Regions from separate parts of the Mus musculus genome. Here region 1 is linked to region 2. The links are chromatin contacts, found by Hi-C or POLR2A ChIA-PET in ENCODE. All regions are on one chromosome and are shown on one strand. Each heading gives the region's core, a stretch centred on a gene start or an enhancer-like site at or near the end of the contact. The rest is flanking DNA. Distances are from core to core; before and after follow the strand shown.

Evidence for each region. A loop is a pair of places that touch in the nucleus more often than their neighbours do. ChIA-PET counts read pairs that join two places held with the same protein, here RNA polymerase II (POLR2A).
Region 1: a loop to region 2 is called in a map of left cerebral cortex, with 6 times the contacts of the local background. The contact joins the promoter of Eapp here to the promoter of Sptssa in region 2. A Hi-C loop is called at or near these places in 5 of 37 maps with a recorded cell type or tissue (T-helper 17 cell, gastrocnemius, heart and 1 more). POLR2A ChIA-PET finds 5 or more read pairs at or near these places in 5 of 5 experiments (Patski and embryonic stem cell).

The regions. Positions count from the first base shown.
Region 1 is chr12:54,694,602-54,697,301 of GRCm38, forward strand. Eapp (E2F-associated phosphoprotein) reads right to left here and starts at 1,293. Exons shown (of 6, transcript NM_025456.4): 1 at 1,110-1,293. The coding sequence starts at 1,183. Gm22513 (a small nuclear RNA gene) reads left to right here and starts at 2,181; the gene lies at 2,181-2,344.
Region 2 is chr12:54,655,128-54,657,827 of GRCm38, forward strand. Sptssa (serine palmitoyltransferase, small subunit A) reads right to left here and starts at 1,445. Exons shown (of 2, transcript NM_134054.2): 1 at 1,245-1,445. The coding sequence starts at 1,356.

The sequences.
Region 1 (2,700 bases), core at 43-2,542, 39 kb after region 2:
ACCCACATGGAAGGAGACAAGTTGTAGATTAAGACGCGGAGAAAAAAGCCAGGCGTGAGCTGGGCGTGGTGGCGCAAGCCTTTAATCCCAGCACTCGGGAGGCAGAGGCAGGTGGATTTCTGAGTTCGAGGCCAGCCTGGTCTACAAAGTGAGTTCCAGGACAGCCAGGGCTATAGAGAAACCCTGTCTCAAAAAAAACAAAACAAAAAAAAAAAAAAAAAAAAAAAAACTGCGGGAAAAAGAACAACAAAGCAAAAGCCAGCTGCAAGAAATGCCTTGGACATTTTTTTCTTGTTTTAAGACAAAATCTTACGTAGCCCAGAACCAGCTTTGAACTCTTCACCCTCTGGCCTCCTAAATGATGGGATTATAGGCATACACTACCATGTCTGACTTAATTCATTTAACTTTTAAATTACAGTTTTAAAAATGTTGTGTATAGCCGGGCATGGTGGCGCATGCCTTTGGTCCCAGCACTTGGGGGGCAGAGGCAGGCGGATTTCTGAGTTCGAGGCCAGCCTGCTCTACAGAGTGAGTTCCAGGACAGCCAGGCTATACAGAGAAACCCTGTCTCGAAAAACAAAAGAAAGAAAGAAAGGAAGAAAGGAAGGAAGAAAGAAAGAAAAATGTTGTGTATATGGGCATATGGGTGCTATGGCATGCGTGTGGAGATCATAACTTAAAAAAAAAAAAAAAGCCCATTCCTTTTTTTTTTTTTTTCCATTCTCTATTCCCTAGTTTCTACTTGACAGTCTTCAAGATAAGTACTTCGTGCTAAGGGCCAGGCCCTCACTAGCTTAGGACACTGTCCCATACTTGTATTTCCATTTACAGATGCGAGGCCGAGAACTGACTTGCCTTCGGTCACAGTGCTAGTAAACGGTAAACAGGGTTCCATCTAAGGCTTCACGCCTGGGGGCCCACGTAATTCCGGAACATCCCTCTTCCCGCACTGCTGTCCATCCTGGTTCCCTAGAGACTGAGCAGCGCCATCAAGCGCCCCGAGGCTCCCGCAAGTGAAGCGGACGACACTGCGCCCAGGGACGGCCGGCGCGAACAACACAACGGCCTCAGCCAAGGCAGGGCGGAGACGCGGGGCAGCGGCCCACCTGCTCAGAGCCGGCTCCTCGTCGCTCGGCTCTTCCACCGCGTACGGGTCATAGTCATCCTGGAGTCGGTTCATGGCGACCTGAGGACGCCTACACCGCCCCGGCGTCTGTGTACTCCGCCAGCGCCTTCCCCAAAGCTTCCCGGAGACTCCACTTCCGCCCGTACTGCGAGTCCTTCCTGTGCGCCTGCGCAAGCCGTCCAGTGACAAGGATGCAAGAGACGGGGCGTGCGGAGGGTCAATGTTAACACGTCTCTACGTTTTCTTTTCCGCTGAAAATAGCAGTTGTCTTTGTGCATTTTTCTTCTCGCCGCCGCCGCCGCCGCCACCTCCTCCTCCTCCTCCTCTTAACTTAAGCTTTATTTAGGTTTTGAAAAGGTCTCACTAACCCAGTCTAACCTGTAACCAGTTATGTAGCCCAGGCTGGCTTCGCTCTGCTTACCGTGACCTGCGGAGAGCTGAGATTACAGTTGTATATCACTATCCAGTCAGATTTATTTCTTCAAAGTTGTTATCTTAGCCCTTCTCTCATGGTTTTTATTAGGTTTATTGGCTGTGTGCAAGTAAATAATGTATAATAGACCTACTCAGAAAAACACCACGGAAAAACGATTTTTCTTTTACTAGTTAAACTTAACAAGGGTGGATCTCTTAGAATCCTGTCCTCCGCTAGCAGAAACTGAATTGAGCTAAAAAAAACTTTTTCTTTGCCCAGAGCCTGGGCAGAAGCTTAGGTTTTGAATTCCAGATTCGATTGCCCACTACCAACAAACCCCGCCCCCGCCTCACAGCCTTAGTGGGCGGAGTCGCGTTGAGGGGCCTACAGACGAGTTCCCGCGGCGTCACCACAAAGGCGTGGAATATGTAGATGAGAATTTCACGCAAAGGCTACCGGTTCTCCCTAAATAGACATTTTTTTCCGTTATTGATAATATTTACATAATATAAGCGTATATTTATGGATCAAGGTTAGAAAAGAGAATATAATGTAGAGAAGACGCATTGAGGAAGAGACCGTAGTTATAAAGTAAGTATACAATGATGGAGAGCCTGCACACGGCACTCGCAACTCATACTTACCTGGCAGGGGAGATACCATGATCACGAAGGTGGTTTTCCCAGGGCGAGGCTCATCCATTGCACTCCGGATGTGCTGACCCCTGCGATTTCCCCAAATGCGGGAAACTCGACTGCATAATTTGTGGTAGTGGGGGACTGCGTTCGCGCTCTCCCCTGGCATTTTTGTTGAAAAAATAGAAAACATTTACTTTAGCATTGCGAAAGACTTGCTTTCTACCTGGTGTTTTAGTTTTTTTTTTTTTTTTTTTTTTAAAGATTTATTTATTTATTATATATAAGTACACTGTAGCTGTCTTCAGACACTCCAGAAGAGGGCATCAGATCTCATTACGGGTGGTTGTGAGCCTGGTTGCTGGGATTTGAACTTCGGACCTTCGGAAGAGCAGTCGGGTGCTCTTACCCACTGAGCCATCTCACCAGCCCTAGGTTTATTTTTGAATGATGTGTAAGGTAATTGTCAGTTGAAATAAGTTTTACTATCTCAGTTAGCACCAACAACTTGTTTTCTTTTT
Region 2 (2,700 bases), core at 195-2,694:
AATTATCAGTCAAGATTAACTGCTACCCAGCCTGGTCTACAGAATGAGTTCCAGGACATCCAGGGGTACACAGAGAAACCGTGTTTTGAATTAATTAATGAATTAATCAAAAGATTACCTGCTACTATTGAAAAGTTCCAATTAGGCATAAATTTAAATATAGATGTTATCTGACCTACAAAATCCAAAGAGCAAACTGAAGCTACAAATAAACGATTCGGAAAATCAGGCTTTCTTAATCCGGAGCCCCAAATATACATTCTGGTTATTAAACTTTAGGTTAGGAAATAATTGCTCACAGTAATAGTCTTGCAAGACGCTAAAATTTTTCAAGAGTCAGCTCCAAATAACCTCATGCTATTTCCACACCAGCACCCTTGAAAAAGCTTGCAAAGAAGCTCTACCTCAGTCCTAGGAACGCGTTTGTGAAGTTGTTCCTAACAAAGCTAAACCACAAGAAGCTGAGCGGATGAAATAAGCATGTGATGTGGTATATTCTTTTTATATTAAGGAAAGGAGAAGTGGAGCGTTAAAAGAATGAATTGCTAGTATTTCGTCGACACGGAAATCAGAGGATAGCGGCATAGACATTGGGCGAAAACAAACATCAGGCTTCACAACCTTGAGCTATTCGCTGGAGCTGTTAAAATTAGGCAAGATAACATACACACAAAGTGCTCAGCAAAGTCATCACTCAACAATTCTTAACCGGTGATAAACTAAACAACAAAGCACAGTTTGAAACCCCAGCAAAGTCTTTTCTGGGCACAGCTTGTACCTATGATGCAAAGAAGTCATAAATATAACACACTTTTAAAACTGCCATTTTGAAGCCCAAAAGGCCTTTCAGTAACTTACAAACTGCTTTCCAAAACTGTGTGGGAGTGTCAAGACCACGTACTCACAACCTGGTGAACTGGTTAGAGTTCTATCGCTCCAAATCAGGAATAGCTAAGGGTTAAAGACGCCCAAGCCCGGAGCGATTTGCAGCAACCCTGCCTCAAAGAATACTGAAGGATCAAAAGCAGGCGCGGCCGAAGCGGGACAAGGAAGCACCAGGGGAGACGTCGCCCTCCCGACTGCTTGCAGAAATCAGGATGCCTCCACCTTGGGCAGGGGAATTGCGTACAAGACCCGGATCTCCGCGGTTCCACCTCCCTTGACCCCAAGACACCCCCCCACCCCCTTCCAACCCGGCGCGCGCACCCCTCCACGCCCCAGCCAGGCCAGGACACACAGGATACTGAACACGGTTCGCTCCCAGGGCTCCAGCATGTAGAGCGCAGTGACCAGCAGGTACTGGTAGTAGAACCAGGACATCTGCTTCCATGCTCGCGCCAGCGCCATGCCCGCCATGCGCCTCCCGCGGTGTAGCAGCGTCAGGCGGGCCCGCGGCCCGCTCACCTCCTAAAGCCCCAGGCCTTGGGGCCCGCCCGCCACCACCCTGCGCCCATTGGTCCTGCCGAGCCTGCGCGTCACCGTGTACGCCCAACCCCGCGCGCACCCGAGCGGCCACCGCCGGCTCCTCCTGGCTTGCGCTTATTGGCCAAGCGGCCACTTCGTGTGCTCCTGTCCCGCCCCGCGCCTCGCCCGGAGCGAGCTCCCCAGCCCTGGGAAACGGTCTGGGTTTAAGTGCTAGTTCTGCATCTCCACGCGCACGCATGGCGGTTGCAAGACCGGCTTCAGTCCCCACTGGTGTCCATGCGAGATGGTGCCCTTAAGAGGCCGGATCCTTCAGACCAGCCCAGAAGGATTCCTTTAGAAACCAGTGTATGTAATCTCTCTCCTACCTCATGAATCCCTTCTGGGCCAAGAGATGATAGGGCTGGGTGAGAATGCTACTAAAGAGTCGGGCATGCAAATAAACAGTGCCTTGTGCAAGAGGGAATGCGGGGGTCAAAGAGAATGTGGATGCCAAATGACACCCAGCCAAGAAGATGTTGAAAACTGTAGAAGTAATATGTTCATCAGCTCTTCCCTTCCTCCGAGCACATGCGTGAAAACAGACCTATCTAGGATGCGCGCGCGAGTACACACACACACAACACACACACACACACACGCACTAGTATTCCCTAACCTAAAGACAAAAGAATTGGCCATAGACAGTTGCCAATATTTCTATGACTACACTTAGAAAACAACCATGTAGGTCACAATCAAGAGAAGTGCACTTGATCTAGTGGGTTCTAAAGACAGCTTGAGGTCAGCATGTGATCTGTCTCCTAAAGATTCACTCCTATGACCTGCAGCAGTACCGGCTGTATTCCACTCCTCTAAAGCCCATGCACTGTGTGCTTGTGAAATGACATAATTAAGTAGCCTGCAACTCACATGTCTAAAAGTTTCAAACCTGCTGCTTTAAGCTTTAAAACCTTTCCAGGTTGACAGGTATTAACTTAAATTCCTTATGCTCCTTACGAGCAAAGACCTTACAAACAACAATAGACTTGAGATCTGCTTTCACAAGGTGCCTAGTCATTTTATTTTATTTTATTTCGTCTTGTAGGTTACAGAACATCACGGAGGGAAGCCAAGCCAGGAACTCCAGGCAGGAGATTGAAGCAGAAACCACAGAGGAATACTGCTTAGGAGCATGCTCTTTCTGGCTTGCTCAACTTGCTTTCTTAAACGGCCCAGACCCCACTTGCCTAGCAATGGCACTGCCCACAGTAGGGAGGACACGCCCACCATAGACCA